2 separate regions of the Homo sapiens genome follow, and region 1 is linked to region 2. The links are chromatin contacts, found by Hi-C in ENCODE. All regions are on one chromosome and are shown on one strand. Each heading gives the region's core, a stretch centred on a gene start or an enhancer-like site at or near the end of the contact. The rest is flanking DNA. Distances are from core to core; before and after follow the strand shown. Region 1 holds the start of PABIR1 (PP2A Aalpha (PPP2R1A) and B55A (PPP2R2A) interacting phosphatase regulator 1). Region 2 holds the start of SMC5 (structural maintenance of chromosomes 5).

Region 1 (6,658 bases), core at 3,689-6,188, 1.5 Mb before region 2:
TGCCATCAATTGGAATGCTTTCTGTTCATGTCTTCCACCCACAAATTTAATGCCCTTTCCATCTTCACTAAGCACTTATCACACACTGTCACCGTAACTTCTGCAATTTGAGGTGCAACAGCAAAACTAGCACATATTTCTTTTTCCTTCTTCACAACTTCATGGATAGAGGATTTGTTCTTACCACAGATCTTAGCAATCTCAGCATATTTTTTTTCACCTTTTCACTTAGAGGAAGCACTTTACAGCTTCTATTTGGCATATTACAATTGTCAGCATCACTACTGTTGTGTTTGGGGCCATTATTAAGTAAAATAAGAGTTACTCAAACATAAGCACTGCTACAGCAGTCAATCTGGTAACTGAGATGGCTACTAAGTGACTAATGGGCAGGGAGCATAGACAGCATGGATGCACTGGTTGTAGGGATGATTCATGTCCCAGGTCAGATGGAGTGCGACGGCACCAGATTTCATCATGGCACTCACTCACAGCAGCATGTAATTTAAAACTCATGAATTGTTTATTTCTGGAATTTTCCATTTAATATTTTTGGACCAACGTTGGCCACAGGTTAACCAAAACTGTGGGTAGGAGGGGACTACTTATTTTGACTTCTAAGTTGGTTTTGGCTGTTTGGGGACTTCATAACACTGAAGTCATAGTGTATGTATTCTTTTGTACTTAATTTCTTTCATTCAACATTATATTGTAACTCATCCATGTTGTTGGGTAAAGAGTTCCATTGTATAATTAAACTGTTTATGGTTGTTTGAGTCTGGAGCTATTACACATAATAATAATAATGCAAGAAACATTCTTGTGCATGTCTTTTAGTAGACAGATGCCCTCATTTCTCTTGGTTATATTGTCAGGAGCAGGATTCCTTAGTCGTGGGCTATAAATATATTTTCTTTTAATAGGTACAGCAAAATATTTTTCCTAAGTGGTTGTAACAGTTAACCCTAAGTTCCTATGGTTTTAAAGCACAGTTTTTTCTGCAGTATTTTTACTGTAGGTTGTTGATGCTAATTAACGTGGAACATTGAGGTATTTGCCAGCCCATCTTAGATTATATACATACACACATTTTTGTATTTTACATTCATTCAATTTGGATTCAGAGGTAGAAATTTGCCTTGTCATATATTTGGAAATTTAATAGTGAAAAATTGCCCTCAGAAATTAAAAGAAAACTATCTAATAATAATATTGTTCTAAGTGCCTACTCCCTGCTAGTCACTTTAAACATTCTAGTTCCACTTATTCCTCATTGAGATCTTATAAATTAGATATCAGATTGGGACTCTGTCCCAATTCTAGATATTGTTATGGTCATTTTTAAGCTATTTATTTATTTTAATTTTATAAGATGAGGTCTCTCTCTTGCCCAGGCTGGTCATGAACTCCTGGACTCAACAATGCTTCCACCTCAGCCTCCCAAAGTGCTGGGATTACAGGCGTGAGCCACCACGCCTGGCCCTAAACTATTTATTTTTAACCTAAAAATAAGTAATATTTTTTAAAATATAAGTAATATTTTAAAAATCTAATATTAATCACAATAAAGTTTAACTGTGGAATAGATGTCTGGTTTTGTGGCTTCACAGTGAGAATGAATCTTGACTAAGTGTGGTATTTAATTCATGGGAGTGAAACCGGAAGGGGGAAATGAGCCAGGGAGGTTCCTTGGATCCTGCCTCTGGCATTATTCATTTGCAGCTGGCTACATTGCATTTTATGGCTGCTATTTTCTCTCATTTGTCCTTGATTCCTTCGAAAGGAAGTAGTAACTCAATATATTAAACACTGCCTAGAATCCTCAGTGCTGAACATTTTAATTCTATCAAATTTTTATTAGCATATCGTTGAAAAAGAAAGAAAACCTAGGGCTTCAGTTTCTTAGGTCACATAATGGGTAGTTCCAGTAACACACCTGCATGGGCTGGAGGGCACTCTAAATAATAATAATATTCCTGATCTTTAAAAAATATATCAAGGTATAGAGCTCTTAGAATCAGTGTAGAAAAGCCTGTTAGACTGGATTTTCAAATAATAGAGTTCTCTTCCCTTTTAGACAAAGCTATATTAATCCATCCTTTCATTCATTATCATGCATTCACACAATGATTCAACAAGTACTTACTCAGTACAATGTGCCAGGCCCTGTTCTAGATATTAAGCATATAACAGAGAACAAAACAAAGGTCTTTCCCTTGTAGAGCTTACTTTCTCAGCAAAGAAACAGGCAAGAAAATGTATACATATATGTCATGTGGTACTCCGGAGGACAATAAAAACAGAGTAAGGGGCATGCAAATGTAGACTTGGTGTTGAGAACTGCAATTGCTTTTTATAAGGAACAGTTATGAAAGCCTCTCCATCAGTATTAATATTTGTGCCAGGACCTGAAAGCACTGAATCATACATGACTCAGTCAATTCTCTGTCCCCAGCTCTACAAGGACAAGGGTAGAAACTGGGAAACCAGCTAAGATCTCTAATAGGTGTGTTCAGGCAAGAACCAAATAGCATATATGTTTTATTTTGTGGGCTCATCACCATCCTTGTGTTTTATTAGTAAAGGTAATTATTATGTTTATCCAGACATGGACGAACAATATCTGGTACATTTGAGCCACATTGATAATAATGTAGTAATATGAAGTTAACAGTAATATGCTGTGGGTATTATAAATTGAGTTCTATATTTAATGTTCTTTTCTACTTACCTAATATTAATTTTTTTGTAGACATTTCCTCCTCTCTCCTGTTTTTATTGAATAATTTGTAGCATTCTTTCAGCCACTTACAGTTGAACTTCAGTCATTTGTGTCTCCTGTTCATCCTCTGCACAGCATGCTATTAGGTTCTGTTGTTGCCTTGTCTCCCAAATCCATCTCCTTCTGCCTTTCCCAACTTTGGTTTTAGACCTTTGTTTCGTCTCAGAATTAGCCATCCTTCTCTAATTCATGCGAAATTCTCTCTTTAATCCATGTGAAATTCAGAAAAAACAATACAGGTTTTTGAAATGAGTCCTTGATTCAAATTGGTTCAGATCTTTGTTCTTCCGTGTACTGGCTGTAGTGCCTTTTGCAATTTTTGAACCTCAATCGTTCCTTCGTAAAATGAGTATAACAATATCTATGCAGTGAGGATTAAGTGGGATTATGGAGTGTTTAAAGTGCCTAGCAGGGAGTAGGCACTTAGAAAATGTTGGTTCTTTCCACCTTGTGTTCTTCTGCTTCAGATCTCTTAATTTCTACAACTCTAAATGTGCTATTTTCCTCTCTCAGTAAATAATACTACCATCTCACCAGTTTAAATAAAAAAAGCTATGAGTCCCCTTCGAATAATCTATTTCTTTCACAATCTAAATTTAATCCATCTGCAAATCCTATTTGTTCTAACTCAACACATATCCTCAGTCTCTCTGCTTCTCCCCATTGACACTGCTACAACCCTAGTCCAAGAATCTTATCTGTACTGTTGCCATAGGTCCTGAATTCATCCTTCTGCCTCCACTCTGGTCTTCTTTCAGCCTGTTTTCCACAGAGCCTAAGTGATATTTAAAACATAAACCAGATAATATCAGTCCCCTGCTTAAAACCCTCCAGTGGCGTTTCATCATATTCAGAATGAGATCCAACTCTTACCCTCTCCTAACACTCCCGCTCTTATGCTTCAGCGGCACTGCCCTTTTTTCTTTTTCTGCTAACTCATCAAACTCATGGCTGCCTCCGGCCTTAGCACTTGCTATTCTCTCTGCTTGGAATACTCATTCCCCAGATGTCCACGTGACTTACTGCTTCTTGTCATTTAGATCTCAACTCTAATTGTCCCCTGACTTCTATCAGTAGTGCTCCATCACACCATCTTACTTTTCCTAAGGCTTACCACTATCTGAAAATAGCCTGCGTTTCTCTATTTTCCCCTCAGTAAGAATTAAAAGTTCATACTAGGGCCCATTTCCTAGCAGTGTTTGGCACATAGTAAGTATGCTGAAAAAAAAAAACCTTGACTGACTGAATAAATGAACAAATAAACTCACTTTTAATGAGATATCAAGGTTTTATATTAATTACATGAGCCAAGAATTGTGGTTTCATTTTTAAAATGTGAGGACCTACTGGTTTAATCCTTCATACTTCACACATATGCTTGTGCTGGAACTATGACTGTAAATCAATAGCAATACCATCCTCTGTTTTGGCTTCTTCCCCTAACCTAAATAGTTCTCAGATTTACTTTTCTCTCCATCTCCACTGCCACACTGTCACCTTAGTGCAAATGACCATCCTCTCTGGCCTTTTTTCTGTAAGGTTTTAATCTCCCAATATGTATTCTCCAGACTGCAGGCCAGTGAGCTTTTCAGTTGCTGTTACACCCATGCTTGAAAACCCTTTAAGTTTTCATTGTTCTCAAGATAAAGACCAGAATGTGGTCTGGTCCACCACCTCACGTCAGGCCAGCCCTCACTCTCCACTCCAGGCCACACTTTCTCCTCCCCTCCTGGTTCCCGCCTGCCAACTGGCTGGGTAGCCGTTGCTTCCCGCTTCCTGCAAAGTTCTACATCGCACCCATTTCGCCCACTTCTTCAGATTTCAGGAGATTGTTCCTTCCTCGAGGAAGCCCTCCCTGATTAGGCCAAGCGCCACTCCACGTCATACAGCCCCACATCACCATGGGCCTCTCTTTCAGGGCTTTGTTTTATGAGTATGCAATCCAGAATATGACAATCTTATTGACATGCGTCAACGCGAGCTTGCGCTCAATAGCTATTTGCCGAAGGAATATACGGACTAGCGGCCCGACCACTCCTCGCCCCTCCCCTACCACTGCCGCGCACATATTACGCATTAAGCAGGCGCCGCGAGTACGGACATCGCGAGCGCCTGCGCGAAGGGCTACGCATGCGCAGAGGGGCCAGCCCGCTGACAGATTCTCGGTGGCGGCGGCAGCGGCGGCGGCCCTGGACTGCGGGGAATGGGAATCCTAGGTCCCTGACTGAGCACCTCCCCCGCCTCCCTGCCCCCGACATGGCTCAGGAGAAGATGGAGCTAGACCTGGAGCTGCCTCCGGGTACGGGCGGGAGCCCGGCGGAGGGCGGTGGCAGCGGCGGCGGCGGGGGCCTCAGGAGGTCTAACAGCGCCCCCCTGATCCACGGCCTCAGTGACACTTCGCCGGTGTTCCAGGCCGAGGCGCCGAGCGCCAGGCGGAACAGCACAACGTTCCCGAGCCGCCACGGCCTGCTGCTGCCGGCCTCCCCTGTCCGCATGCACAGCAGCCGCTTGCACCAGATCAAACAAGAAGAGGGCATGGACTTGATCAACCGAGAGACGGTCCACGAACGGGAGGTGCAGACCGCAATGCAGATAAGCCACTCCTGGGAGGAAAGTTTCAGCCTGAGTGACAACGACGTGGAGAAATCCGCCTCCCCCAAGCGCATCGATTTCATTCCTGTGTCACCAGCACCGTCACCCACTCGGGGAATTGGGAAGCAGTGTTTTTCGCCATCCTTGCAAAGTTTTGTAAGTAGCAACGGATTGCCTCCAAGCCCTATTCCCAGCCCAACGACCCGATTTACCACCCGGAGAAGCCAGAGCCCCATCAATTGCATTAGACCAAGTGTTCTTGGACCATTGAAAAGAAAATGTGAAATGGAAACTGAATATCAGCCAAAGAGATTTTTCCAGGGCATCACCAACATGCTTTCTTCTGACGTTGCACAGCTGTCAGATCCTGGTGTGTGTGTATCTTCGGATACCCTTGATGGAAACAGCAGCAGTGCCGGATCTTCTTGTAACTCACCAGCGAAAGTCAGCACTACCACCGACTCTCCTGTGTCACCTGCCCAAGCGGCTTCTCCATTTATTCCACTAGATGAACTTTCGTCTAAGTGATTCACTCATCCTGAGACTTTCTTTTTGCAGTGGAGAGAGAGAATAATCTAGTTGGGGCAAACACTGAACTTTGTCAATTAATTTGAGGCTATTTCCTATTTGACCCCTTTTCTTTTTTGAAATTCCCTGAAATGATGTTATTCTAGAGAACTTCTATGTCAGGTTCCTTTGGATACCCTTGAATTCAGTGTAGTAATATTTTCAGACGTTTCCCCAATAAGTGTGTTGAAGCATACATCTTTACGCTGCTAATATGTCTAAATACATATGTTATCCCTTGATTTTTTTAAATAACTGAGAGCTCTATTTATTTATGGGATTATTAAGTTCTGATGAAAATATAAATGTTGACTTAATCAGCATAGTAAACTGATGTTTAAAATTCCATACTTCATGCCCACACTAATTTTTAATGTTATTTTCAGTGGTTGCCGATTTCCATTTGATGAAGAACTATACAGCTTAAAAAAATACGTTAGTTATATCTATCTAGTGGTTGTCTGTTTTACCCAGGAATTCTTGGATATTTAGTTTTCTGGGTACTGAAGTGGATGGGAGGGGGAATGATTAAAGAACAAATTATAAAAGTTTGAACAAATCTTTTCAAATTAAGTATATAAAAGTAAACTTTTAAGAAAAACATTTTTAATGAGATTTTAATAGTAATTCTAGTCAGTCATACAACTATAACTACTATAGAGAAAATAAAATTTTTTCCTTTTTTTTTTTAACCGGAAAGTGCATTTGCTTGGGTGT
Region 2 (6,324 bases), core at 2,784-5,283:
CACATAGAAGGAATACATTCTAATGTTTGATAGCACAGTAGAGTGACTATAGTTAACAATTATCTATTGTATTTTTCAAAATAGCTGGAAGACTTGAAAGGGACCCATCACATAGACATTATAAATACCCTAACTTAATCATTACATATCATACGCATGTAACAAAATTGCACATGTACCCCATTAATATGTACAAATATATATATATTCAAAAAATAATTTTTAAAAAGCTGAGGAGGAAAGAACAAATTTTAAAAAGCTGGAGGGGAAAGAACAAATTAAACTTTAACAGAAAGTTAATTACGAAGATAAGTAGAAATTATGAAATCAAAAGTCAACAAAAGCAAAAATCAAGTTGTTCCTTTAAAAAGATTAATAAAACATACGTAACCTCTACTAGATTAATAAATGAGAGGAAGAAATGAACAATTTACCAGTATCAAGTGAGAAAGAGGAAGCATCACTATAGATGCTGCAAACGTTAATGGATATTAACACATAACTTCATGTAATAAGTTTGACAACTTAGATGAAAAGGACAAATTACTTGAAAAGCACAACCTATTAAAACTGACTCAAGAAGACACAGAAAATCTGAAATTATTTAATCATGCTATTCACACAGCTACTTCAGAGGCTCCAAGTCTTATAATGTGGGGTTTCTTGGCTCCTTACCCCTCTCCTGGGGGATCTAGGAAATAAATGTTGCTATTGATTGCCAAAAAAGGGAAGAAAAAAAAGGACTGATCATTGTACAAAAATGATGACTAGCTCCCTGCCCTCAGCTCCCATTACTAATGTCTATAATTCTTATTTGTTCATCAGGGTAGATTCCCCTAAATGTAGTAACTTCATCAAACAATCTGACTTTTCTACAGCTCTTGAAGCAGAGCCTTTACTTTTCAAAAAATTCATGCTAGCAACTCAGGGAAGGACAGTATTGTGCCCTCCTGAGCACTGAGTTTTTTCGTTACTCACCGCCATTTGAACAGTTTAAAAATTATTCTTTATTTTTGTTGCAGTCTCACCAACGCACCTTAACGTAGCAGTTTCTCATTGTCTGAACTAGTACCCTGGGTTCTTTGTCCTCACGTCCAAGAAAATTAAGGAACGTGGACACAAAGGTGGGGTTGGAGCAAAAGTTTAATAAGTGAAAGAAAGAAAAGAAGCTCTCTGCATTAGAGAGGGGAGTCTGACTGGACTGCCAAGTTGTAGTAAAAACGTCAGGGTTTTTATAAATGGACTAGTGAGGAGGGGTGTCTTATCTTCCCAGGGCCTGAAGATTTAGTTGGGACCAGGTGTGCTATCGGCATAGAGCAGAGTTCCTAACAGCCTTTACCCAATTCCTTGATCACATAAGCAGGCTTTTAGTTTATGCTGCTCTGTGCTGCTTTGTGTCGCTTAAGTTTCTGTGTCTGTTCCCAGACATTTTCTTGCAGCTGCAGGCATCCCCCAACCCTCCCTGTATAAGCTTCTCGCTTCCGTATCTTAGTGGGCCTAAACGGAAAGGAATGTACTTATTAAGTCTCACAGTTTTTACTGGGGCCCATTGTATGAGTATGAAGTCGAGACTCTCCCACTCCTGTGCTTGTTTATCTGTGCTTAAAGCTGTCTATCTGTCCAGGTGCAACCTGAGGTTTTCCCAAGGTTGTTTTATTTTTTGCCTGTTGCTGTGACTTTTCAGGTAGGCTGCTGCTGCAGTCTGAATTTTTTCAATGATTTTTCCTTCCCGTCTCTCTCATTTTCATTTGCATTTAAGAAAATTTCCAGTAACTACGACAAGTTCACATGCTTTTTACTTACTCTATTTTCTCTGGAGCGGAGTCCTTGTGTGAGAGGAAGCAGCAGAGACCTGGGAAAGGAGCTTTGGTCTAGGAGTCAGGAATCAGGGATCTACTGCAATAGCTTTCTAAGTGGCCTTCCACTTCCACACTTGGTGCCCTCTAATCCATTTTCCACACAGCAACCAGAATTATTATTTAAAAACTTTAAGGCCAGGCACAGTGGCTCATGCCTGTAGTGCCAGCACTTCGGGACACCGAGGTGGGCGGATCACTTGAGGTCAGGAGTTACAGACCAGCCTGGCCAAAATGGTGAAACCTCGTCTCTACTAAAAATACAAAAATTAGCCAGGTGTGGTGGCATGCACCTGTAATCCCAGCTACTCGGGAGGCTGAGGCAGAAGAACCGCTTGAACGAGGGAGGCAGAGTTTGCAGTGAACTGAGGTGGCACTACTGCACTCCAGCCTGGGCGACTGGGTGAGACTCTGTCTCAAAAAAATCAAATAAAAAAAATCAAATAAAAAAATTAAAAGCTTTAGTCAGAACATGGCCCTCTCCTGCTTAAAACTTTGCAATGGCTTCCCATTGCTTTAAAAATAAAATTCAGGCTTTTCCACGATGGACAAGGTTCTGCTCTGCAACCTTGTTCACTGCTCTGCAGCAACACTGGCCTTCCCACCTCAGAGCTTTTGTCCTTACTGGTATGTTCCAGCAAAATTCTTTTGCCTGGGGTGCTCTTTTCTCAGATCGTCACAGTTTCTTCTCGTCCTTCAGAGTTTATCTTAAACACCACCACCTCTCTAAGAGGCCTTCCGTACCTCCCACCCATCAGGTTCATTTTGTTTTCTTCCTAACACCTGTCACAGTCTGACATTATGCTAATCATTTGTTGTGTCAGCCTTAAGTAGTGAAATTCAGAAAATATCATTAAGTATAGAGTTTATTCTAACGCAAAGCTTGAGGACAGCCACCTGGAAACACCAACTCCAAACAAATAGGGTCAATGTTCCAAAGTGAAGTTAAGGTTTCATTTACACAGGCAGAAACAGAGAAGGTTCAGCAGGAGTACATTTTCAATACAAGAGCAGTGCATAAATTACAGCGATTAGATTAGTTATAGATAGCTACATTCCAAGGAAGATAACTATATTAATTTATGAAGGGGGTAGTGATCTGAGGGGGTCTTACCTCTGTCTCTGTTTGGTCTTCCTGATTATAGGAAAAAACAAGGCAGACATTGCAGCTGTATGCCATGGGACTCAGGCCCCATCGCCACATTCTTCGCAAGGCTCAGAATAATTTAAAGTTCCAACAGCTTTAAGTTTGAATTATTTAATTTCACAGTTGATTCACTTGTTCTTTTCCTGTCTCCCACAATAGAAAATAAGCTCCCAGGGATGCAACCTTGGCAGGCTCCTAAACTGCCACGGCTCCAGTTTCTTGTAGATTAGATATTCACTGTTGGTTAAATGAAAGAAGTTCTAGACAGGCCTCGGTGTGCTGCCTCCTCTTTAACGAGAGGGCTTACTAGATGAATGTGAGCAGACGGAAGCAGAACACCCTCTTAATGAAGGCAGCGCATTCCAGCTCAGGGATTTCTAGAAACCTCGGGGGCGGAAGTTTAACCAGAGAATTAGGAGGCAAGGGGAAGAGTAGCAATGAGGTTAACCTGTGCAGTGTAGTCATTTCACGAGTTTGAGAACGCCTAGCACGATGCCTTAACGGAGCGTCGGGCACAGAGTCATTTGGGAGGATTTCTTTTTCGGATTTTTGAGACAGGAACCTGATTTGAAGCAACAGGGAAGAACACCAAGAGGACGAAGAGCCAACGACGGGCGTGCCCGGGAGCTCTCACCTGGAAGGGGTGGGAGCAAGCAGGGCCTGACGTCCTCCCGCCTTGGCGGCCGTGGACGCCCCAGGTGCCACCCACAGCAGCCTCCCACCACACATGACTGAGGCTCGGGAAGCAATAAAGTGGCTTTCAAAATACTAAACGCAATTGAGATTTTTTCCTGAGTTAAAACAAAAAAAAAAAGGAACTGAATGCCGAAATATACGGAGAAGAAACTCCAGTTGCCACGTCCCCGAACGTCTCCACCCAGTCCTGCCTGCTGTTTCGCCCTCAGTCTGGGCCTCGCACAGCGCGGCGGAGCGCGGGAGGGGCGGGGCGGGCCTGCTGACGTCGCCGGACCTGAACTGCGCAGGCGCGGCGCGAGATCGCGGGAGCGAGCGCGCGGTAACAGTTCGCGGCAGTTCGCGCGGGAGCGGGGCGCCTGGGTGGATGGGCGCTTGGGCGCCTGGGCTGCCGGACGGTGGGAACGGAAGTCGCTGTGGGACGCTGAGGAAGCCAGGATGGCGACTCCGAGCAAGAAGACGTCAACTCCAAGCCCCCAGCCTTCCAAGAGAGCTCTCCCGAGAGACCCTTCGTCGGAGGTCCCGAGCAAGAGGAAGAATTCGGCCCCGCAGCTGCCGCTGTTGCAGTCGTCCGGGCCTTTCGTGGAAGGCTCTATCGTCCGCATCTCGATGGAGAACTTCCTGTAAGTTGCCCGGAGGCCGCGCCGCGGGTGTGGAGGTGTGCTGGCCAGCAGGCCCCGGGGCTCCGGCAGCGCGCGGGCGTGGGCGTGTGGGTGTGTACCTGGCTTGTGGGTCTGGCCTTGAATTCGTGCCGGGGTTCCCTTGAGGATTTTCCTACGTAGGCTGTGGAGATTGACGTGTATGATGTAGGAGATGTGTGCCTTGGGTGATGTGGTTTTTAAATTTAGTCAGCCAAGGTTTTCCAAAGGTGTCATGTAGCAGGTAGTGGTTGTAGGAGGGAGTAGGTCTCTGCCCGCTGGGAGTCGCGATCCATAGCGGCCCTGGTCTGGAATTCACAGAAGTATTGTCCCCGGGAACTTAAGAGGAGGCAACAGTTAATTCGGCGTGATAGTGATGCTGTGGCGGATTCTTAGGGTAGGCATTTGCCAGAGAGGAGTAGATAAGACGGTAAAGGTTGTTCGGGAATGGAGGTTACAGGTACAAAAAAATTAAACACTTACTGGCAATTGTTGGACCTCCCTACAAACCCTTGACCCCACTAAACCCAGTTTTCTTCCCTGGTTCCTCCCTCTCCCCTTCAGACAACTAGTTACCGCTTTAGAATTTAGTAAGTTTTAAATATATCATGTATTTGCCTAGCACCTTCCAGTTCATTTGTTCCAGGTCTTTTTTTTTTTTTTTTTCCTCTTTTTTTTTGAGACGGAGTTGCGCTCCTGTAGCCCACGCTGGATGGAGTGCTGTGCCGCGATCTCGGCCCACTGCAACTTCCGCCTCTCGGTTTCAAGCGATTCTTCTGGGTCAGCCTCCCGAGTAGCTGGGACTACAGGCGCGCGCCACCACGCCCGGCTAGTTTTTGTTTTTGAGACGGAGTGTCATACTGTCGTCCGGGCTGGAAGGTAGTGGCGCAATCTCGGCTCACTGCAACCTCCGCCTCCCAGTTTCAATCAATTCTCCTGCCTCAGCCTCCCGCGTAGCTGGGATTACAGCCAGCCGCCACCACGCCCAGCTATTTTTTTTTGTATTTTAGTAGACTCGCGGTTTCACCGTGTTGACCAGGCTGATCTGGAACTTTTGACCTCAGGTGATCTGCCCGCCTCGGCCTCCCGTAGTGCTGGGATTACAGGCGTGAGCCACCATGTCCGGCCGGAAGTCTTTTTAAAGCTTGCACATAGTGGCATAAGGATAACAGAATTGTAATAACAATACTACCTTTTTTTTTCAAGCACCTATTGTGTGCCAGGTACATAGTGCACTCATTCTTTCTTCATAACAACTCTATCTTGATAATTTCCATTGCTGAAAGAAGCTCAGTAGGTTATTTTGCCCAGTTTTACGCAGCTGTTACATAGTTGCATTGCTATTTGAATCCAGATCAGGAAAGATAAATGTAATCAAATGAGTTAGATACCATAACAACATATATCAGGATCCTTCACAAAGGATGAAGTGGTTAGTTTTGTCTACGAGTATGAGAAAGGGCTTTGTAAAGAAGATATGAAAGTCTTTGGTCTTGCTCTGTTGCCCACGCTGGAGCTCAGTGGCATGATCAGGGCTCCGTGAAGCCTGGACCTCCCCTTCTCAAGTGATCCTCCTACCTCAGCCTTTCAAGTAGCTCGGACTATAGGCGCGTACCATACCTGGCTAATGTTTTAAAATTTTTTTGTAGAGATGGGGTTTCACCATGTTGCCCAGGCTAGTTTCGAACTTCTGGGCTCAAGAAACTCACCTCGGCCTCCCAAAGTGCTGGGATTACAGACATGAGCCACTGCACCCGCCTAAGAAGATAGGAAAGTCTTGCAAGAAGTGAAGAGCATTGAAGACAGAAGGAACTGTCTGAAATAGTTTGGTATATTTAGAAAGCGTCAAGTATTTTAGTAAGGCAAGAATATAGGATGTGAATGAGTATTTGGACAAAGGGTAAGCAACCATTCAGGGGCCTGTATGTTTACTATGCTAAGAAGTTCCGACATCATCCTGTAGGCAGCCACGGTGTGTTTTCAACAGGGA

The links. A loop is a pair of places that touch in the nucleus more often than their neighbours do. Pooled maps may share reads with other maps.
Region 1: a map of CD8-positive, alpha-beta T cell shows a loop between it and region 2 (14-fold over the local background). The contact joins the promoter of PABIR1 here to the promoter of SMC5 in region 2. A Hi-C loop is called at or near these places in 3 of 168 maps with a recorded cell type or tissue (CD4-positive, alpha-beta T cell and CD8-positive, alpha-beta T cell) and 8 of 50 pooled maps.

The regions. Positions count from the first base shown.
Region 1 is chr9:68,775,127-68,781,784 of GRCh38, forward strand. PABIR1 (PP2A Aalpha (PPP2R1A) and B55A (PPP2R2A) interacting phosphatase regulator 1) reads left to right here and starts at 4,939. Exons shown (of 1, transcript NM_138333.5): 1 at 4,939-6,658. The coding sequence starts at 5,039. The coding sequence ends at 5,902. The region is part of intron 2 of PIP5K1B (phosphatidylinositol-4-phosphate 5-kinase type 1 beta); the gene reads left to right. RefSeq lists silencers at 4,428-4,842, 4,960-5,199 and an enhancer at 4,847-5,675.
Region 2 is chr9:70,254,945-70,261,268 of GRCh38, forward strand. It overlaps SMC5 (structural maintenance of chromosomes 5), which reads left to right and starts at 4,034. Exons shown (of 25, transcript NM_015110.4): 1 at 4,034-4,319. The coding sequence starts at 4,135. SMC5-DT (SMC5 divergent transcript) reads right to left here and starts at 3,930. Exons shown (of 4, transcript NR_039990.1): 1 at 3,452-3,930; 2 at 2,971-2,991. RefSeq lists enhancers at 3,601-3,790, 4,121-4,320 and a silencer at 3,861-4,080.